Regions from separate parts of the Mus musculus genome. Here region 2 is linked to region 1. Evidence: chromatin loops called from intact Hi-C (ENCODE). Cell type or tissue: left cerebral cortex. All regions are shown on one strand. Links, peaks and the distances in the headings refer to the core of each region. The heading gives the core; the rest is flanking DNA.

Region 1 (11,811 bases), core at 2,378-10,377:
TCTTGTTTTTATACCCATGAATCCAAGCAGTATTGCCTATACATGCATGGATATAGGGCCATTTGATGGAGCCTGGGTTGCCTCTCTTTGGTCACATCTTGAAGAAGGCTGGCTCTCTTTCCTACAGCAGCCACCAATTGTCAATAGCTTCTCAGTTAGGGTGTGGGACCTCATTACACTTTCCACCATTTAAATTTGGATTTGGACTGGCTTATAGGGAGCAGAGGAAGTCCTAAGTGCTATTGATATGAGGTTGGCTATGCCAAAGATCATTGATAGACTGGGGAAAATAGAGTTGTCCCCAGGCTAGGCTTAGAGAAATAACAAAGCCTCTCTGGGGAAGGGGAATGGAGGTCCTACATGTTAGTATCAATAATGTGTATAGAAAGTGTCCACTCTAACTTGTTCCCATCTCTAAACATTATGGTCTAAAGACTGATATCCTACAGAGACTCCTCCTACCAAGACTACTCAAACCTGCCTCTTATTCCCAGTTGTATATCACAAACCCTTCCCCTTTGTTTAGCCCCATGCAATAATCCCAGCTCTCTGTTCAACTCTATATAATAAGTAAGTTGAGTGAGAAACTAGGCAGACTCCATTTTGTTCTTGGGAGTTCTTTTGTTGCTACACTGAGTTAAATTTCTGTTTATTGTAAGACATACATATCTGTTACCTGCAGTCTGACCTAGGTTACTGGGAACTTACCCTTCTACCATCTATGTCCCAGCCCAGGCCACCAGCTCCATTTTCCTAGAAATATTCCGTACACATTGTTCAAGGAGGGACTTTCTTAACTGCCTTATTTTGCTTCTGTAACAATGTCTGTAAAATTCTCATGTTTTTCCCCTATTAAAAGAACATAAAACTTGACTTGAGGCTGGTTTTTTGAACCCCAACTTAGTGGAAGATAGCCCCAGCTGACAGGCTCCTGTGTACATGAGTACAGCTTGCTTTAGTTTGGCCAGTTTGGGTCAGTGGTCTTACTTCCTTCATCTGAGGGACTAACACTGAACTTCCAGGATGCTCTTGTTTCTCCACTAGTGAGCTCAATGCACCCAAATTGAGCTATTTCTGTCCATTCATGTTTGTCTATTTTTCATTCCCTCACTATGTTAGGCCAACTCCCTGCAAACCATGCAAGAAGGTGGCAATGGCTTGATCTAGTTACAGAACTTGTGCTACATTCACATAGCTGTTGTGATTTTATGTGTGCAATGGCCCTGTCAGGTCTAGCAAATACTATCTCACTTCAGACTCTTACAATATTCCTGATCCCTTTTTTTGTGCTGATCTCTGCATCTTAGGGAATAGGGTGTGACATAGTTGACTGTCCCATTTATCTTAAATGTTATCTGCATTTGATCAGTTGTGGGTCTTTGTATTAATCATCATCTATTACAAAATGAAGCTTTTCTGATGAGTGTTGATGGATATATAAGCATTTTCCATTTCCTGGTTATTATAAATAAAGGAACAATAAACACAGATGAGTAAATATGTGTAAAATCCTTTGGAAATATGCCCAGAAGTGGATAGCTGTTTCTTGTAGTAGATATATTCTTCATTTTTTGAGAACTTGTCACAATGGCTTCCATAATGGGTGCACCAGTTCTGCACCAGTTCTGCACACCCACCAGAAACAAGTGTTTCTCGTTCCCCACATCCCTGTCAACATTTACTGTCATTAAAAAAGATCCTAGCCATTTTGAATGGGATATGATGAACTCTCAATGTAGCTTTAATTTGTATTTTTCTAATGACTAAGGATGTTGAATTTGTTTAAATTATATTCCTCAGCCATTTGCACGTCTTCTTTTGAGAACTGTTTAGTTCTATACCCCAAGTTTTACTTAGGTTATTTGTTTTCTCAGTGTTTAGGTTTGTTTTGTTTTGCTTTGGTTTTATTTTTTAATTCTTTGCATGTTCTAGATGCTGAACTTCTATAAGATGTATAGCAGGTAAAGATTTTATTCCCATTCTATAGACTGCCTTTTTGTTAGAAGGATAGTATCCTTTGTTATACAGAAGCTGTTTACTTTAATAAGGTTTCATGAATAAACTGTTGGACTAATATTGTTTGCTGTGCCTATAAATAGTCATTCCATGCCTTTTTCTCTCACAGGTTTGTGGTATCAGGTATTGCATGTAGGTCTTTGAATGCACTTGGACTTGAGTTTTGTGAAGTGTGAGGTATAATATAATCTAGTTTCATACTTCTACATGTAACTATCCAGTTTGGCAAAAATCACTTGTTAAAGATTCTGTCCTTTCTCCAGTGAATAATTTGATCTTTTTATAAAAAAAAAATGTGATTGTGGCAACGTGAGCTTAAATATGAATCTTCAATTCCATGCCATTGGTTAATGAGAATATTTTGATACCAATACCACTATGTTTTTATTACTATAGCTGTATCATAAATCTTAAAATCAGGGGTGGTAATGCCCTATGTTTTCATTGTTGCTGATTATTTTATCTCTCTTGGATCATTTGTATTTCAATATTAAATTTAAGATTTTTTTTTGATTTTTTTGTTTTTTGTTTGTTTGTTTGTTTTTCAAGACAGGGTTTCTCTGTATAGCCCTGGCTGTCCTGGAACTCACTCTGTAGACCAGGCTGGCCTCAAACTCAGAAATCTGCCTGCCTCTGCCTCCCGAGTGCTGGGATTAAAGGCGTGTGTCACCACGCCTGGCTAAGATTTTTTTTTTAACCTTTGTGAAGAACTGCATTCAAATTTTGATGTGAAATGCATTAAATATATAGATTGTCTACTAGAAGACCATTTTCACAATATCATTTGAACAAATTCATGATCATGGGAGTTCTTTACAGCTTCTACAGTTTCTTTATTCAGTATCTTAATGTTTTCATCACATAAGTCTTTCCTTTTGTTTGTTAGATTTATTACAAGATTAATTTGAAGCTATTATGAATGATATTATCTCCCTAATCTCTTTCATAGCATGTGTTTCTTTTTTTATGTTCAGAAAGGTTATTGATTGTGTATGAATGCGTGTGTGTGTGTGTATGTGTGTGTGTGTGTGTGTTAGCTGTATATTCCACTGCCCTACTTAATGTTTTTATCAGCTTTAGAAGCTTCCTGGTAAAATCCTTAGGTTCTTGTACATATAAAATCGTATCAACTATAAATAAGGATATTTTGGCTTCTCCATTTCCTAGTTGTATCCCATTTATCTTCTTTGTTTTTGTCTCATTGCCCTGGCTAATACCTCAAACACTATATTGAACAGAAGTAGAGAGAGTGGATGTCACTGGCTTATTTATAATTTGAGTAGAAATGTTTCAAGTTTTTCTGTCTTAGTATGATGTTGGTTGTGGGTTTGCGGTATGGTTCCTTTTTTTAAATTAAATTTTATTTTTTTAATATTTTTATTACATATTTTCCTCAATTACATTTCCAATGCTATCCCAAAAGTTCCCCATACCCTCCCCCCACTTCCCTACCCACCAATTCCCATTTTTTTGGCCCTGGCGTTCCCCTGTACTGGGGCATATACAGTTTGCGTGTCCAATGGGCCTCTAGATGATCTTCTCCATGTCTACTTGATTCCAGTAAATTTGCAACACCTACCCTTGACCATCTTAGGGAAAAGATGTTCAACATTCATTTGCCAACATACAGGCTCTACTTATTAACTTAGAACATGTTTAAAATAACTTAGGTGATTTCTGTATTAACCTCAGCTTTCTCAAGAAACATTTTGAGAGAATACTAAAGGAAAAGCCTAAGAAATATTATCTTTTGGTACATATATTAATTGTTTGATCAATGAGTGCCCAGGCTCTTGTTTGTCTTTAGGAATGCTGGGAGGCATAGATACACAGGCCATCTGTTCTTACACAGTGCACTACATAGTGTTAGAGGGCACTTGGTACAAAGCACTGTAACAGACACAGCAGCAAATGTAATTGGAAGCTGAGGAGCTTTGGAGATGAGTCAGTCCCAGAAGGCTAAGTAATAGCCTTGAGTTCCAAACAATGAGAAGAAATGCGTCTCTTGGATACTTAAGGGAAGAATGTTCTAGGAGAGAAACCTCTTCAACAGCTGGAAGTCAGAATGAGAGAAGAAAAGATAGGCTAGCTTCTAAATGGAATAGACTGGCGAAAATTAGCATTATTAGGTCTAGGAGGGTAGAGTTAAAGAAAGAATCTAGCTCATTCTTACTGAACCCAGAAGTCATCGGAGAGAATTAGTAAGTGAATGACATGGTCTGATATTTCTTCATATGTATGTGAACCTCTTCATATACACATATACATATATGTATATTCATACATGTATATAAAAATATTGTCAACAAGGTACATATGAAGTAGCATATTTAGCTCACTGCTTTGAAGATGATTACCCAAAAGGCAAAGCATGGACTATGTCTAGGGCCCTATATGACAGAGGTCAGGATGAAAAGTTGAACCTTTATATAGAAAGCAAAAAAAGACAGAGTGGAGCCAGGGTCATGCTTTCAGAGTAATTAATCCCTTAGAAATAACTGATTAGGCTTCCATGCCTTTTGAGGGCATACACCAGCTACAAAACCTTACTATTAGAGTAATAGTGACCTCTCAAAGGCCACCTTACCTCCCCTTACTGCCAATCTGTGAACTGACTTCCTAACACATGAACTTTTTGTGAGAATGAACAACATCACATCCACAGCCAGTCCCAAAAAAGAGTTTTATTCCATGTGGTGGTTAGAATGAAAATGGCTCTATATGCTCATACATTTGAATGCTTGGTACAAAGTTAATGGAACTGTTTGGGAAGGTTTAGGAGGTGAGGCCTTGTTTGTCTGTCTTTGTCTCTGTGTCTCTCTATGTCTCTGTCTCTCTCCATCTCTCTCTCTCTGTCTCTGTCTCTCTGTCTCTCTGTCTCTGTCTCTCTCTCTCTCTCTCTCTCTCTCTCTCTCTCTCTCTTTCTCTCTCTCTCTCTCTCCCTCTCTTGCAGCTGTTACTGGAGAATCAGATCTAACTCTCAGTTACTTGTTCATCACCATGCCTATCTGCCAGTACCATGTTCCCTGACATGATGATAATAGGCTAATTCTCTGAAGGTATAACCAAGTGCCCAGTTAAATGTTCTCTTGCATAAGTTGCCCCAGTCATGACATCCTTTCATAGCAATAGACTAAATGAGTCTATGTAAACATAAGTAACTTAAACATGTCCTTCATTTTCCTAAAAATTTATACACAGATTTTAATGGACCATAAAAATAAGTAACATTTCTGGAAAGAGAGGAAATGATATATTAATGTCTTAATTTTGTTAATGGAGTCACCTATACACTTCAATCAGCATCATTAGTGTTAGCATCCTCATCTTCCATAGTGAAGAAGGTATATGGTACAAAGCACCACTGACTCCCTTGCCATCAAAAATCGGATTTCACTCATAATAGTTATGCAACACCCAAATAGGTTCTCAGGACACCAGAGAAAGTAAAGTTTAGGCAGTGTTCACACATGAAGTCTAGACTCTATTAATAACTAAAACAGACTGTGTGTGCTGAGTTACTGAAAAGGAAACCATGGCACACAAGGGCAGTCCATAGAATAGTTGAGTTTTCCCAAAGAAGAGAAGAGGATATTCATACTCTCCCTAAAGCCTACAGGGAGGGTTGACTGAAGTCAAGAATGGAGAGAAGGGAATGTCCAGTGAACACAGTCTCCAAACAAATTCACTTTCTACACCGACATGTTAGGGAAAGGGTGAGCACTGCTATGAAGCTCAAACTCAGGACAACACCTCATTATGCTAATGAGAACTTATTAAAGGTATCAAATGCTTTGTAAGATACGTTCACAATGAAACACAAAATCATTCCCTTCACTTAGAAAATAGATCATATACAATTGCTTTTTAAAAATCAAATTCAGTAATTTTTTCAGGAAAACCATTTTGGAGACTATGTAAAGAATAAATTTCATATCATTGTCCTTTTATATCCCTCCCCATTACCCATTAATCTTAGATCTTAGATTTTATGTTGAGTGTTACATCTTTCTTATTGCATATTTTCAATAAGCTGAAAATGAAATCAGGGCTGCTCTGATTTATCTGGAGTTCTGATGTTAATTGTAACTCTCTTCTGCTTGGATTTGCTTCCGTAAAAGCCATTTATAGTTTATTGCTTCAGCAATCTTTGTCCCAGGAAGAATTAATTTCTCTGAAAGGTTATGGTTTGTAAGATCCAAAGTGATTGCTGCCTTGCCTATTTTAGGGTAATCAAATTCATATTCATATATATGATATATAAATATCATAAGTTATGGGCTTTACAAATTTGGTCAGTCACTGAAGGTTACTGTGGTATGTGAAATTATTTTAATTTTCCAATATTGCCAAGGACATTAAGAACATTTTGTGAAATAATTCAAATTATTGTTAACCCAGACTGAACCTAAATTAATGTTCTGCTTCACAATTTAATGAATGCATACATAATGTCACATGGCAATGAATCTGTGCAATTTAAACCACCCCATAATCAGTTTTGCTAAAAACAGAATCCAAGAGAAAAACACCATATATTTCATCAGCTCCTTGGATTCTTACTCGCTCATAGCACCCTCTAGGGGTTAAATTAACTTACTGCACCACAGACCCAACAGCTCTGATCACAATGTGTCAGTTCTCTGTCCTAGGCCACTGTACTTTCACCTTTGTTAGCGTAGACTTAGCACTATGAGATAGGTAGATCTAGTTTTAGATAAGAATACCTACGAGCACAGATGACCTGATCTCATCATGTGAAAGCATAGTAACATGAGAACTTACATGGGGTCCTCCACAATTCAAATGTCATAACCCATTCTAATCAAGGCCTTGGCCATGGCAGTGGTATGAAGGTGAATAGTGATTCACATGCAGATAAACCAAGAACATAATCATCAGGAGTAGACAAGGCATAGATATTGCACAGAAAAACACAACGCAATGGAAGCAAATGTTTGGGGGAGGAATATAAACTCCCATCACCTCTACCACCCCCAACCCACACCACCACCACCACCACCACCATCACCACCACCACAATCACCACCATATCACCATCATCATCATCCTCAACATCATCCATCCTATGTCCCAGGTACCTCAAGATCCTGTAGATGTTATAGACAGAAATACAAAAGTATATTGCATATATGATCTTGAAACAAGGAGACTGCAATTATTCATATAACAAAGGTATATTGTAATGCTGTGGTAGTGTGAATATGCTTGGCCTATAGGAAGCAGCACTATTAGGAGGTGTGGCCTTGTTGGAGGAGGGGTCACTGTGTAGGCAGGCTTTGAGGGCCTATGCTCAAGCTTTGTCAATTCAGACAGAGCCTTCTCCTGGCTGCCTGAAAAAGACAGACTCATGCTCCTGCCTGTGGATTCAGATATAGATCTCTCAGCTACTACTCCTGTACCATGTCTGCCTACATCCTGCCATTCTTACCTCCTTGGTGCTACTGGACTGAATGTCTGAAACTAAGCCAACTCCAATTAAATGTTTGCCTTATAAAAGGTGCTTTGGTCATGGTGTCTCTTCACAGCAAAGTAAGACAAATGCCAAAGCAATGCTAGGCCTGAGTGTCAAAATTAATCTTGGGCCTGATTGTAGCTTCTGAAAGCATAAAATATCTGATATTATTCATGGTAGAAAACATTTTTGACATTGAATTAAGGCAAAATATTTCTTAGGATTCACCACCCAATGCATAAAGCTAAAAATTTTTATAAACTGACTGAATAATATTAAAATAATTTCACTGAGGAAATAGCATGAAAACCTAACATGCTTTAGTTTTTATATATTTCTAGGAAATTAATGTGGGGTAATATGAGATCCTAATTGCTTGGAATAAGACATGAAAAGAAAGGAAGATTATGAAGGGACTCCAATGTCCCTTTAGTACAAAAATACAACAAAATAAAGTGATGGATTAGACTAATTTCCCTTCATGCAAAGTCTTCATTTTCATAAAATTTATATTCTCTTTGGAGAAATTTATATATATAAATCGATATTATTGATTAGAGGTGGTAATAAAATTAAAGAGTTTGGTTTTATAGAGTAAATGGGGGAGACAGTCTCAACAAAACCCTTAGGAGATTAGACCCTACAACAAAGTGTTCCCGACATTCAGGAAAACAAAGCTACAATCTCAAGAATGGAGAGTGCTTAGAGACAGACTGCCAGAACAAAGAAAGCAAGGAAGAGGAGGCAAGTGTGATCTTTTCCAATTTTGTATATAATTCTGTTTTAAAAGCCATCTTTAGTTCATTCTTTGAGACCAATTTTATACAATGTATCTTGATCATATTGTCCAATCACCTATCCAGCACCACCTGGGCATCTCCAACAACTCTTCTCCTTCCTTCCCTTCATATACTTCCCTTTTTCAATAATCCATTCAATCCAATTCGTGCTGCCTGAGGGATGCTGACGCATAGTGTTGGCTTGATTTTGTGCCAGTAGCCAGAGGTGCAGTGAATTTGTGAGTGCAATGACCATGACATGTCCAGGAGACAGCATTCACAGCATTGTTCCTCATCTGTACCCGCTTTCCCTTGATGATCACAGATCCTTGAGCATGTGCAAGTATGGAGCTGATAATGATGTTCCACTTAGAACTGAGAACTCAACAGCCATCAGTTTGGCTAGTCTGGCCAGTTATGAGTTTTTGAAATTTTGGCATGAATCTATAATTCATCTGGGCTTTGATTCTATTGAGAAAAATGCACGCGTGTGTCTGTCTGTCTGTCTGTCTGTCTGATATATTTGTATGTGTCTGTGTATGAATATGTATGTGTAAGTATATATGTACATATGTGCAAATGGAGACCACATGATGACTTTGTTGTATTTCTCAGTTGCTCTTCACCTTATTTCCTGAGATAGGGTCATCAATTTGGTTGACTGTCTAGTAGTAAGCCACAGGGATCCTCATCTCTCCACTCCCAGCACTAGAATTATAGGTACACACTCCTTCACAAACTTCAAATCTCAACTGAGCTCCACTTGCCTTCAAAATAAGCACTTTACCAATTGACCCATATCCCTAGCTTTAAACTGATTCTTGAGGGAAAATTAATTGAATTTGAGTAGCTTACCTGCATCAGCAGCAGCTGAGACTGCAATGCTGTTTTATTCACCTCATTGCTCCAGAGTTCTCTCATAGTAGACTTCTAGTGACTGAAAACATTGAGTAACTCAGGAGACTTAAAAATCAACTCTGAAGTGAATGCTTTAATCTTCTGTCTTCATTTGATGGCTTTCTACCGGAGTCATGTTTACCGGAGCTTATTCTTTATGACAAATGCATGCTGGACACAAGAGGTAGGAGCATGGGCTAGTACACTGCTTGCAGAGCTCTAAATTAGGGCTTGCCTAATTTAGTAGGTAAATTTATCTTATGTGCCTGTTGCTTTAAAACATTTATAATATTCGTATGATGGCAACAGATACAAAATTGTTTGTTTATAAAGTATGAACAGATATAAAAACAGGAGAAAGGCACTCAAATGACCTTCAAAATGAAGGTGTGAGGACACCTTCTGTTGAAGGTTATACTGGTCAGTTTATGTTTAGGCAACATGGTTCTAATGTGATTATTTATCTTGACAGAAGATGGCTGACACTGGACATGTACAGGCCTAGAGTGAGAAAGAAAAATGGCTGAATGCCAGGTATGAAGTGAACTCAAAAGTATGTAATAGTGTAATGTGTTATAAACTTATAGGCATTAAGTGAATGTTTATGGTTTTACATGGGTATGTCATGTCAAGTATTCTAATGCGACAAAGCCATGGGAGTATCAAAGTCATCCCCAAGTAAGGTACAGAGGGATGCCAAAGAATTCCTCTGGTCCTTCTGCAGATGATTGTGGTTGCAGAAAATGTCCACCATAGTTTTCTGCTCACAGATGTTTTTGGCCTGAGACTAGTTCCCTACAGAGACTATTACTACTGAAATTAGCTAAGCCTGCCTCCTTGCTGAGCCATATATAGTAACGCAGCCTCCATGATTATCAGTATGCAGTAACCTCACCTCCGTGTTCAATTGCATGTAATAAAGATGTTGAGTTTCCAGGATGTTGTGCCTTCTCCATCAGAAATCCCAGTCTACCTTGATCTCAGTTTCTATGTCTGCGTGTCTTTGTATTTGTCCTTTCTTCATTCCCTCACCACCCCAGATAGATAAATCCAAGAATCCATATAGAGCAAAGCAATAACTATTCCTGACAAAATGCCACTTTTCTGTGATTGTATATAATTATAGCCTCGAGGTTAGAGATATGTGTCTTCGTCTTCCCCTTCACCGTTTTGTAGGTAGAATGTTGATTTCTTTAAAAATAAACAGTTATGTTATGCAAAATAACATAATCTCAGGTGTAGGTTATGGGCTATTTCAGATTGTCAATGCAGCAGATGATTTGCCTCATGCTGTGGCAGGGGTGTGGTTTGTGCTAGCTGCAGATATTTTAATTCTGATGCCTCCGGATAAGCTATAAAATTCCAGAGACCTGAGAAGGGCTGGGGTGGGAGGAAGAAGAAGAAGGAGAAGGAGGGGGAGGAGGAGGAAGAGGGAGGGGGTGGAAGGGGGAAGCGGAGGGGAAGACGACAAGGACGAGGACAAGGATGAAGACTACGAAGAAGTGTGCCTGTCTATGTACAGCCTGTTTGTATCAACATGTGCTTGGATACCTGTAGATATTTGCCTGCTCAGCAGTCTCTGTGACAGTGAACAAAACTGAATCTTATCTGGCTGCAATTTCTCAAGTCTCATCTATCTTCTAGCCTCCTGAGAACCTCATTGTTTCCTGGTTTGATAGCTTTGATCTCACATGCATGTCTAAAAACGTATACAATGCTCCTGTGTTTTCCAATGCAGGACTGAATTTGGGCTACTATTTAATGATGCCCGCAGCCTTGCCCACTCAATAGTTTTTTCTGCTGTGCACAAGAGTCAGTCTTCACTTTCCTCTGTAGTTGGGCAGACAGCTGTCTGAAGAGCTGTGAGATCTAGGTTCTTTTTTCTCTTAATCAAAGTCAATGCAGAATGTGATGATTTCAGTTAAAATATATTTAGATACTTGTAAACACATTTTACTAAATTTGTGCACAGCTGGTTTGACCACCCTTGGAGAATGATTTTGAAATTCAGTTTAACTTTTGTTTATTTTTGGAAGTCTGAGAATTAAGAACAAAATTATGTGTGTTGAAAATTATCTCAGATCCTGAAAGGGTTGTTTATGTGAATAAAATCTCAGGATCATGACATGAAGAAAAATAGAAAATTAAATAAACATCTGTGCACATGTTGTTCTTTTTAACACATAGTTTCAAATAGTTTAGTCAATGGGAGATTATACCATCCACTAAGTCATTGAAATGTTTTTATAGATATCAAGTATAGTGATATAAAATTTCTAGTGGAAAATTTTGCAATATGCATAGCATTTGCTGGGGAAATTCTCTTGTTAGTTATATGTCCTAAAAACTTCTCAAACCTCAGTTTGAGACAGGATTTCTTATGTGTGTGTATCAGCTGGTAGGTTGGTAAACTTCTCCACTCTCAACGTCTCCTGGTGCTCTGGTTTGCTTCAGAGTTTCCAGATTTCTATTTAAAATGTAGACATAGTTTACATCCTATCCCATCACTGTGTTCACTACATCACCATACAAGCCTAAAGTCAGCTCTCCAGCTTCATTATGGTTTGTGAATACGGACAGCAATGGATGTGGTCTTTAAAATGAACATAAGTCCTCAACTGCCAAAATGGAGAATTTGTCCAA
Region 2 (11,811 bases), core at 2,253-10,252, 95 kb before region 1:
AAAATTTTAGGGAAATTGATGAAGTCTTCCCTGTAAGGGGCTGTCCTATTCCTGGTACACACTGATGAGATGAAGCACTTCAGGATTCAAACCAATATCAAGGGAATAGCAAAGATTTATGATAGCTTCATAAGTTTAAGACCCTCTGACCTGTCTCTCTTTAGCTCTTAGTCTGTCACTATCCCCTCAGGACTCATTTAGCATTTTATGTAAAACAAAGCTGTAGTGTCTCCTGTGCTTTGCTAAGCCTTTGTCCTCTGAATTATTAAACTTTAATAATTTTGTATGTCTTCAAGGAAGGAATGTTTGAAATTTGTGTCCAAATTTCCTAGTTCCCCTCAACAGAACATGAGTATAAATTCTTAAATTTCTGATATTCAGATGTTTTTCACAGTTTTAACTTTCTTCAATTTATCCAGTGTTTAAAGGGATTTGAATTACTTAATACAAATTGGGGGATTTTGTGTATATATATATATATATATATATATATATATATATATATATATATACATACATACATATGTGTGTGTATTCAAAGAAGAGTAAGAAATAAAGAGAAAAGAAAGAGAGAAAAAAGGAAGAGAAGAGAAGAAAAGAGAAGAGAAGAGAAGAGAAGAGAAGAGAAGAGAAGAGAAGAGAAGAGAAGAGAAAAAGAAGAGGAAAAGAAAAACACTTTTCTAGCTGGGGAATTTTCTCTGTAAAACCACTGACTCTTGGCCTCTTCTGTTGTCAGTGTTCAGGCATGGGGCTTATTTAACAAACCTGAATAGCTATGGCAAGTGTACATATTAAATTTATAATGTTTTATTTTTTATTTATAGAGTTTTTCTAATAAATGAGGGCTCCTTTAAATTATAAACACTGTCAGCCTTCTATAACTTAGAAGCATCAACCTGGACTGTTTCCAAACTTTAACCAAAGTGTCCCAAAATCATCTTCTGATTTTCCCACTGCTCAGCCTCATGAAAACATTAAGTCCTTGAAGGAAGTTTATTTGCAATTAGTACTTACTTTGGCTGAGGGGAGAAATTTGATGAGCTACTTTGTCAAGAGGCTGGATGTTAAAAGTCCCAGCACTACTCTTGACTTCAATGGTCAATTTACTTGGAATCTATTTTATTACTAGTTAATCTAGCAGAATAATTATTATTCCTCCAATATCAGAGTAAATTGAGGCATATTAAAATTTATGTAAATAAAAATCATTATATGGATTCTTAATGCTCTCATTTTGCTAAGGCCAATGGCTTTGTTAGCAGATACTTCTTGCTACTGGATATATGCTTCATTATGTCATGCTCATAGACTGTAATAGAAGAGGCTGGTTTTCAAGGAAGCTGAATTTTATTTTGGAAGGAGAAACATATAGAAAGCCGTGTAAAGTATATATGGAATACTTCTGCATATGTAAAATCCCAACTTAAAGGGAAGTGCATTATGCCAGTAGCGTGCCAAGTAGGAGGAAGGTTAGGAAGCTGACCAGGAAAAACTCGTGAGAAAAAGTTTCAGAGTCAGGCTTGTAGAAATGTTTTGGATATGACAGTGCATGATAAAGGCTGGAAGTATGTTTTTTTTTTTTTTTTCAGAAAATAAATTTTTGCAAAGTTTGTCTTTCAGGAATTCAGTCAACCCTTCTTTATGATTTTTCCCCGCAACATTCTGAAGGAAATTTTGTAGTATATTCACATGAAATCAACTTCATTTTTGTTTAGATTTACTTATTTATTTTATGTTTTGGGTGCTTTTTTTTACATGTATGTCTGTGAACTACATGCATGCCTGGTACCAATAAAAGGGAGTTAGATTTCCTGGACCTGGACTTATGGATAGTTGTGGGCTGCCATACAGGTTCTGTGATTTGAACCCAGGTTCCCTACAAAAACAAGTACACTTGACCAGTGAGGCTTCTCTGCATTCCCCATTGAGTTTTTAATGTTAAAGAGTGTGTGGAGTCTAATGTTTTGTTTTATTTTTATGTGCATGTGATGATAGTAGGAAATGATAGAATAACTGATAATCATAACATGTCTCAATTGAGGTTTGTAATATTACTTCACTGATTGAAAGAGAAACTTGAACTGTCTGCATCGTGTAAGATGTTTAACACGTCAGTTGTGACCATAAGGTGTTTACAGACGCCATTAGATATTTATTTAGGTGCCTACGTCACAAGCTGAACAGCATTTAGTAGTTATCTAGCCATTCAAGACATGTCACAAGGTAGTGCATAATAAATATTTAAAATTCCAACCAGGAAGTGGTGGCACATGCCTTTAATCACAACACTCGGGAGGCAGAGACAGGCAGATTTCTGAGTTGGAGCCCAGCCTGATCTAGAGTGAATTTCAGGACAACCAGGGCTATACAGAGAAATCTAATACCAAAAAAAAAAAAAAAAAAAAAAAAAAAAAAAAATTCCAATGTTTAAAAAAATTCACAGGAGATAGATTCCTCTGGAGAAGGAAAGTACTTCATGTAAGAGATGTAAATTAGAATTAGGCATCAGGGAGTTCATGGAGGCATAATCCCACTAGACAAATCCCTGTCTTAACACTGCTAATAATTGGGTCTGTCTTTTGTATGAAGCCTTTCTAGTAGTATACAATTCACTTCTCTGAGACACTCCATGCAAAACTACTAAAATGACCTTGTTTATATCAAATGCCAAGTCAGACTCCTAATTAAATCCTATAGCACTTCCCCGTGGGTCCCAACACCTGAACTGCTCCAGTGTGTTATGGCACTAGTGGCTTACCTACCCCATCAGCCTACCAAGTTGTCCTTTAATCTCCCAAGATGTCACAGCCCTGGGATGACTGGCATAAGAAACCATCAGTGTTTACACTTCCATTTTACCTCTTACACATGACCGCCATGCCATGAAAAACAAATGGCAAAACACTACTGGGCATAGTGTGGTGGCAAAGATGCCCATGATGAAATCAGACACAAGCAAACTAGAATCTCGGTTATTGGGTCCTAGATTTTGGTAGAGTAAGAATATACTTTCTCAAAGTTTGATTTCTACATTGCAAAATGAGTTTAAAAGCATTGCATTCCTTACAGATAGTGTAAACACCTAAGTGGTAACATATTATCATTCATAGTTTCTATTAACCATCCTTGGTTATGCTTTCCACTTTAAAAACCATGGTGTTTTAATCAACTTTATCTAAAGCTAGTTTTTATATTGCTAATGTCTCCTCATTTAATTAAATATCCAAAGTTCCTTCTGCACCTCCTTATTTAACATCAGCTCAGGATATTTTCACATCTTAGTTGTTCCCTTTTTGGCACCTACACTATGTTTGGGTTCTATTTCCAATCTATAGTCCTGAGAGGGTCCTTCATAAATAAGGTTGGCAAGTGTGTCTTTGAAGGCTGGCTGGAATCAAGAAACAGAGAAAATACATTCTCCGTCATATAGTATAGTGAGCCAGAGAAGAAATAAGAACCAAGAGATTGACTTTTAAAAATGTTTGTGAATAAAAAAAAAGGTATTATCATTTGCTGTGTCACTTTAAGAAGCTAATCTGTCTCTCAAGTGTGACCGCAGCATTTATGTGAGCTACTTGCAAGCAGAAAATGGCATGGATACTGTAATCTTATGTTTCTTGGATGGAATCAATCAATGGTCTCAAAAATCACACCTGGAGATGATCCACAAACACATTATTTCCAAGATGTGCTGCTGAATATTACTTTGAGTAAAGGAGGTGTTAGCTTGTCCTATCTCAAGAGTGGCGGCAATCTTCAATTTTCATTACCAAACCTGATCCCTCTCTTACCCTCTGCTCTCGCCCCCTACCCCCAGTCAGTACAACATAATGCTTAGAACTTACTGAATCAGTGGCATAAGTTTGGGCATTTTGCAGCTCAGATATTCTGTAAAATTGAGGACTTTCACAATACCTCTAAAAATGAATGAATTAAGTAAAATGTGTAGGAAAGGCCCTGTCAATAAAGGATCCCAACTTTTAATTTATTAATACATTCAACAGATCCAAGATATAACAGTAAGTACAGGGGAGAAACTGACACTGTTACTCTCAGTGTTCATATTCTTCCTCTTTTATGGGAAAGGCAACGACTTTGGAATCACACTCCTGGATAAGATTTCAAATGCTACTATTTATTGATCTCCTAACTTTTGTAGGCAGGGAGCCATGAATCTCTCTGAGCCCTCTTCCTCATTTTAAAAAAGAAAATTGATAAAAATCTTCTACTTTGAAAATGTGTTTTGACTATTCAATATGACAAAGTATGCAACTTGCTTGGCACACAGTTGGAAGTAAATGTATTGCTTGGTTCCCTAGTCCTCCAGAATCCTGTGGCTGCACTAGAAGCAGGTGGATGAGAGGATGGTGGGCTGGGGATGTAAGGGAGACACACTCACCTTAGAGAGGCCAGAGCTCGAAGCTCAGGCAGGTAAATGCTTGGATGGAGGAAACTGTTTCCCAGAAGAGCAAAATCCTGGAGATGCTGGACAACGCGAACGAAGAGATGCAAGGACTTCCCCTGAACTACATCTCCCGGGATGCTCAGCAGAGGAAGCACCCCGCCCCGCCCTGCCCCGCCCTGCCCGATTCGGCGGGCACCGCCCACCCAGCATAACCCAGCGGCAAACACAGGCTACAAGTGCTGTGGCTAGAAATAACGGACTTTCTCCGGGTGCCATGCGGACGCGAGTGTTCACAGCTTCAGCTTTACTGAGTGGCCAAAGCAGAAGGTGAGTAGCAGAGAGTGGGGTGGGGAGGAAGCGCGCGGAGTGGAAAGAACCGGAGCTTGGAGATAAAAGGAGCCGGGGAACGCATCCCCATTCCCGCTTGAGGTGCCTGCAGGACCTAAGCGGATGCAGCCAGACTGCAGGTGCCTTGATGGGCCAAGAGTCTGCTGGGAGAAATGATTGATCCCGCAGCCTATTGGGGGCACCCCTGTCCAGTGCTGGCAGCGGGTCCTATAAACCCAGTGCGCTCATCCTGCATCCTGTATCCCACTACCCTACGCGGTCTTCTGCAGACCAGCCTTGTTCCTATCTGTTCTGCCTGTATTTTACTGCCTTTAATTGCACAGCAGACTAGGGAAAACGGTACTCTTGCCTTGGAGGTGCAATCTCATTAAATGGGCTTTTAAACAGAGAGAGGGCTGTGGGGAGGGAAGAAGATACCTTTAGCCGGTCCCCTGGGATTATCCATCCTAAACTGATGCTGGATTACGGATCTGCAAATCGACAGTACAGTTAGCATAGAGCCGATGAGAAAGGAGAGAGAGAGAGAGAGAAAGAGAGAGAGAGAGAGAGAGAGAGAGAGAGAGAATATTCCCGCTCTGTTATAAATTGGAAGTTTCGTGGGGGATCCTGCCAGTTTTATATAAAGGAGTCTAATATGATTAGCTAATTGTGCCAAAGGTTAATCAGAGCGACTCGTGCCTCAGGGATCCATCTGTGATGATTTCGGTAATTGATGAAACCGGTTCCCATTGCTTCCATCATTGAAGGATCCTTCTGTGGGGGCTTGTCCACATGATGAAAGAAAACTCTGATTCGGTTACAGTTTCCTTACTCTTAGCACTGTGTTTTTCTCCTTTTTGTTGTCGCTCTTTTTATAATTTTAGTACACAGGACCGGGTGGGGCAAGCTTGAAGTGCAGCAGGAAGCATGACCATGTCAAGGTTCTTTTCCGTTCTGTGAGTTGCCTGACTGTCTTAGGGAGGCTTGCTTGAACCTCTGTCACCAGCTGCTGGAATTGGGGATTTTGACTCTTACCCTTCCAATCATGGATTAAACAACTCTGGATTGAAATAAAAGCAAAAGGAGTTCTTGACTAAACCTCCTATATTTGATGAGAGTGGGGATGAATTTTTTCCCCCCAGGAAGCTAGCAGAGGCAGGAAAGATGAGCAGATGGCTTACTGTTCAACACAGAATTCTATCTTATCAAGACTCTTGGTAACGTGGAGGTGAGAGAGTGCCATAGATAGTGTTTCAGGGCTAGCCTTGGAAATTGCTTCTCACTCCTCACCCTACTTGTGCTGGGTTTGTAAACACTTCCGGGTGGCTACTTTCTCTTGACTGTTTGTTGGCAAACTGTAGGGAGAAGTAACTCAGTGAGTGGGAACGGCAGACACTCTGGGAGCAAGCGGTTTGTATGTGTGTGAAGTGGACTGGCTCATTGTGTTTTGTAGAAATCACAGTGATGTCGGTAGGATGGCCCTGTGGAAGAGGGAGTGAATTAAGCAGAGTAGTAGTGCGTATGGGTATTTACCACTGAGCCCAGAGCTGTGGAAGTGGGTTACTAACCATTTCAGTAGGTGAATCACTAGTTCTGATCCCTCCTTTAGTCACTGGCTGATTAAGTCATCCTTTTCATTCACTCCATAGCTGCTAAATCAAGATGCTGATGCAACTAGCCCCAGCTGAGAGGAACATGCATTCATTAAAGTTGATCTGTATTAGAATCTGTTCTGAACTGGAGTATAAACATACAGTTTAATTGAATTGGTTAGGAAGTCTGCTCTTGCTCAAGACTTCCAGAAATCCAACAGCTCTGCTCAAAAAGGGCCCTGCCTTTCTTCTCATTTGTGTCTTTCTACAGGAAACTTGCCTTCTCATTTGAGGGATTCTGTCACAGGAATGTGTGAGTCCCTGGATAAATTTGGCTTGGTGATGGCAGTGTGCTCTTCCCAGAGATTCTGCCACTTTCTCCTTGCTCCTTTTCTGCCCTGACCCGAGTTTCTCACTGCTAACCTCAGTGACAAGTCAGAAGATTTGCCCCTTCCATCATCTTCTGTTCCCGGGTTCCCTTTCCCGTGTTTGTAACTCTGATGAGAAACTGAGGCCAAGGTGTCTTCAACCAGCCATGGCTGTAAAGGGAATGAGGACCAGAGGAGCAGGCCTCCCTACAGTCCGGGATTAAATTCTGCCAGATTCTTCTTATCTAATTGTGTTGCTGATAGCAAAAGTTTGGAAATTTCGGGGAGAAATCTATCCAGCTCCCATGGAGCTCCACTCTCTGTCTAAGAGGAACAGCCCAGTGGACCCATGCAATGCTTTGGAGTGGAGTTCAGGAGAGACTTCTGGTGACCATATAGAAGAGGCAACCATCAGAGATGCTTTTTGCTATCAGAAAAACTTGGTATCAACACCAAGGGCAGATGTGGTGGAAGTGTGTAGACTTAGCACTTCTCCAGCATCCCCAACCTCCTTGCTCCAAGACAGTGCTATTCAAACAAGCTTCTCCCTATCTGGACCTCCTGACTCAGGGAACAACCAAGTAATGGCTGATCGCAAAGTCTGTAATTGTTGCAGCCAGGAACTAGAAACTTCTTTTACTTACGTGGATGAGAACGTCAACTTGGAACAGAGAAGTCAGAGGTCACCATCAGCCAAAGGCAGTAATCACCCTGTAGATCTGGGATGGGGAAACCCTAATGAATGGTCTCATGAAACTGCCATGTCTTTGATGTCGGAAGACGATGATGATACAAGTTCAGAAGCCACATCTTCAGGGAAGTCTGTAGACTATGGTTTCATCAGCGCTATCTTGTTCTTGGTCACTGGTATCTTGCTAGTGATCATTTCTTATATCGTCCCTCGGGAGGTGACAGTGGATCCCAATACAGTGGCAGCCCGGGAAATGGAACGCCTAGAAAAGGAGAGTGCAATGCTAGGTGCACACCTGGACCGTTGTGTGATCGCTGGGCTCTGCCTCCTCACTCTCGGGGGAGTTGTTCTGTCTTGTTTGCTGATGATGTCTATGTGGAAGGGAGAGCTCTATCGTCGAAATAGATTTGCCTCTTCCAAAGAGTCTGCAAAACTCTATGGTTCTTTCAACTTCAGGATGAAAACTAGTACTAATGAAGACACTCTGGAACTGTCCTTGGTAGAGGAAGATGCCCTTGCTGTACAGAGTTAGTTCTAAAATCCTTGAGAGACAGCCATACCTTTTATATGAAAAAAATTAAGTCATGGGTCCTTTATTTGTTTGACAAGAAAAGTGTTCTACCACACACAAACTAAAAGCCAGTGAGTGTTTTATTTCCATGAATCTTGTGTAAGAAAGCCTATGTAAGTTGTAAAAGAAACCATAGCCAGCTAATTGCTACTTGCTATGAACTAAAAACTAATTCACCTGAAATCACTATGTGTTTCTACTTCTAAACAAAATACTTCTGCTGACCTAATATATAAGTGTTGTCTTATACATAAACATGGAGATTATTACTAGGGACTAGAAGGGCTCCTGCATAATTCGATCACTTGGCAATCTATTCCACGAAACATAAGCACTAGTTAAATAGTAAGGCTTACATTTAACTCCCAAAGGTACTTTTCCACTTTCTTTCTAAATTTTCTTCCTATAATTTGTCTAAACCCTAAAATGTAGACTTTGGCAGCATGCATATTTTGAAAGCTAAAGATTTGGTTATTTTTTTAAAGCTATCAGAAATTATATTTTAAATTATTGCTATATTTAGAAGTGACAACTATGTCATTAATATGTACCGTATAATAAAGATAATGATACAAACCTTGTTCAGACCCATGTGAGGTTAACAACTGTTATCACAAAGTATTTCCTTATGCTTTTGTTGAACGTAGAAGTATTTGCTGATGCATAGTTTGTTTCCTGTTTGTGGATTTGCACTCAGTTTGATGACCAATGGCCTTGAAATTTTTACCACTTCTCATGTATGTGTGGCAAAGCATTGGACTGTTAAAACATATCCAGACAGGTCTGAACCATGAATGGGCCTGGCATTCTCCCAAGTGACATTTTGTGGTGATGGTTTGGAGAAAACTTCCAGAGTCGTTGCAGCTAGACCTGTGAGAACTCTGCCTAGCATAAGCCATTTCTTAAAGAGTCCTTAAGCCTGTAGCCAAATCTTACACTGAGAGTTGTGTTTATTATGAGTCCTGACTCATCTTGCCGTCACTAAACATAATTTGGAGAACCTTCTACTTCGCATCTTTAAGGACCATGCTCTTGCCTCATAAAGTGAAAATGGGAAGTTTATGGGAAGTACTGTGGGCAAGGTGGTCAGGAAAGGGATGGGAAGAAAGGCTTCTTATGTTTCATGAAGTGGCCCCACCCTCCCACTTAGGTTTTTTAATTAGTATGTTACAAAGACTATCGATTTCATTCTTAAAAAAAGGACTGGAGCCAGGAATGGGTGTGAGTGAAGGGATGAGCTAGTGAGAAAGGTATTTCATTGGAGATTCTTAAGGATACCTAAGTCTAATGTAGATATCTATGTTGTCATTAAGGAGGAGGGGTAAATTGTGTGAGTTTGCATATCTATATGAATGGGATTTTGGGGGTAACAGAGGCAGTTGTTGAGTTAGCTTTAATAACAGGTAAAGGAAAATGTAATAAGGAAGGGAGAGATAGGGATGACAACATGTCACAGAATCCTTAGGTAAAAATAAGAGTATACACACACACACACACACACACACACACACACACACACACACATATATATATATATATATATATATATATATATATATATATATACACATATACATATCCTTTGCCTTGCCCTGTAGAACATGATGTGCTGGCTTACCGACCCACAAAAGACTAGACAGAACTTGCATTTTCTGCTTCGCTTTTCCTTGATTCTCTTGTCTTCTGTGCTAAAGGAACATTCCTAGAAGGTTAAACCTTCTAGAGGTCTATTCAGTTTCGATCGCTAGTCTGCTTGAGGAACTATTTTGGAGATATTGAAGTAAAACAGGAGTAATCTACTTCCATGGGTGTGTAGATATGAACTGGGTTCAAACTGCAGCAGCAAAATATATGAAATAGAATTTAAACCCATTTAAATCCAGGCCTGGCGGGTCACGCCTAGATCCCAGCACTTGGGAGGCTGAATGGAGATGAACAAAGCGTTAAGGCCAGTTTGGACTACATAGGGAGTTCCAGTACAGAATACAGAGTGGGACTCTATTTCAAAACATCAAGATATAATAAAATATCCATGATTATTTATATGAGATCTCTGAATTTTGTTTTTATTTATTGGTAAGCCATAATTAATTGGTTGCATAGCAAATAAGACAGGAATAATTTGTGGACCAATTTTCAGTTCTTCATGACTTTGAAAATTAAACATGAAGGCTATATTTTCGATTGTATAAAACTGATGATAAAGGAAGAAAAAGTCAGAGTTCATCATAGAAGAAAAGTTAATGAACTCACCATGTTACTAAATCATATAGATATGCCTGTAATGAACATAGCACTTTTAAAAACCCCATCTCAGAAAAGGAGATTTTTAAATGAAAATTAAGTAAATGCCCATTTCTGCCTTCTCTAAAACTGTTCAAACACAGATAGCATGACATTTAAGTTCTGCTGATCTGAGGGAAGACACACCCAAGGGGACCAATTCAGAAAGCCACCCAGATGCTTTCTTTAGGCTCTGATGATGTAATTCTGATAATTGCCTTAATTGACTTTCTTCCAGGTATTCTATTTGTATTGCTCTCACCCATTCTGTTAGTGCCTGACTTTGAGATGATTGCTTGAATTTAGAATGAAGCTAAGGAATATGGACATGACTCATGAGTACAGTGCTTGCCTGTATGGGAGGCCGTGAGTGGAGCCCTCAACACTGCAAGAAAATAAAGATAAAGGTAGCACAGGCAAAGAAAAATTCTGAATTTTCTGCAATTTCTGTACTGTATTGATTTCAGTACAGTGTAGAGTGGTTTGGGTACTAGAATTACTTTGGCCTGACCATGTGAGACACCAGACACTGGACAGACTCAGGCTATGTTTTGACCTTGGATCTTTCTCCAGCTTCCTGGATATGTCTTTCATAAAATGCCCACTGTTATCTGGAAGCTTCATTAGGCAGTGTAAGCTTCTAACATTACTAATAAACTGTACCCTTTGTGGGCACAGGGAACTGCTGCAGAACTTGCTCAGTTTTCTTTGCAATGCCATTTCCTGGCCAGCCATTTGGAACTCATGACATAACCATGCAATGTGATGTACTGGCCTGCCATGTGAATCTCTTCTTTATGGGTATCTTGCTATGTATCTGATTTGTGATTTAAAAGAACAGAAGACTGCTAAGAACCACCAAGTTCTCTCTGACCTGGGGTGTTTTCACTCGTGTGACTGCTTAATTGAGTAAAACCCAGATACTTACCTTGTTATCAAAAACTTAAAATATCTGAGCCCATCCTCTCCCTTTAGAAAAAATCTGGATTAAGGCCCAGTTTGACCATGGCTAGCATACATCTGTTAGGTACAAGTGTAAATAAACAAACTCCTATACCAAATTTGTGTGTCTTCCTTTCCTTCGCTCCTAAAGTGAATAATTTAAAATACACTATGATAGCTGAATATCAAGAATGAAGGATATGAGTGCATATATATATATATATATATATATCTGTTTTCTTTTAAATTTCTTTATAAGAAGAAAGCATCTTAAATAATTACATCTGAAAGTTCTGGATTTTATCTCTCAAATGTACACACATATAATTAATGGTCCAGATTAATGGTCAGAGCAAAAGAGAAAATGTCTATGTATCTATTAGAAAGTTTTTTTAAAAAACAATTTTTATTAGATATTTTCTTCATTTACATTTCAAATGCTATCCCAAAGTCCCCTATACCTGCCCTGCTCCCCAATCCACCCATCCCCCGCTTCCTGGCCCTGGCATTCCCCTGTACTGGGGCATATAATCTTCCCAAGACCAAAGGCCTCTCCTCTCCTCTCAACTCAAGCTACCACAGAAAAGTGCCCTGACAAAAGGGATTCATAATGCTTGTCAATGGTTCCCTGG

Evidence for each region. Peaks named below come from ENCODE experiments on the same cell type or tissue, not always from the same donor. Only the 100,000 strongest peaks of a DNase experiment are listed, where the experiment ranks them.
Region 2: it touches region 1 in a loop (2.7-fold over the local background); 2 of 42 quality-filtered maps call a loop at or near these places.

What each region holds. Positions count from the first base shown.
Region 1 is chr15:43,767,758-43,779,568 of GRCm38, reverse strand. No RefSeq gene overlaps it. Among named protein-coding and RNA genes, the nearest start is that of Tmem74, 96 kb to the left of the region's middle. In left cerebral cortex, for the core only: a CTCF peak has its summit at 6,608 (motif pointing left); a DNase peak (open chromatin) is centred at 6,594.
Region 2 is chr15:43,862,832-43,874,642 of GRCm38, reverse strand. Tmem74 (transmembrane protein 74) reads left to right here and starts at 4,614. Exons shown (of 2, transcript NM_175502.3): 1 at 4,614-4,732; 2 at 6,596-7,948. The coding sequence starts at 6,998. The coding sequence ends at 7,915. In left cerebral cortex, for the core only: no CTCF peak of the experiment used is centred there; DNase peaks (open chromatin) are centred at 5,449, 5,963, 6,139, 6,315 and 2 more places; H3K4me3 peaks cover 2,188 bases; H3K27ac peaks cover 1,114 bases.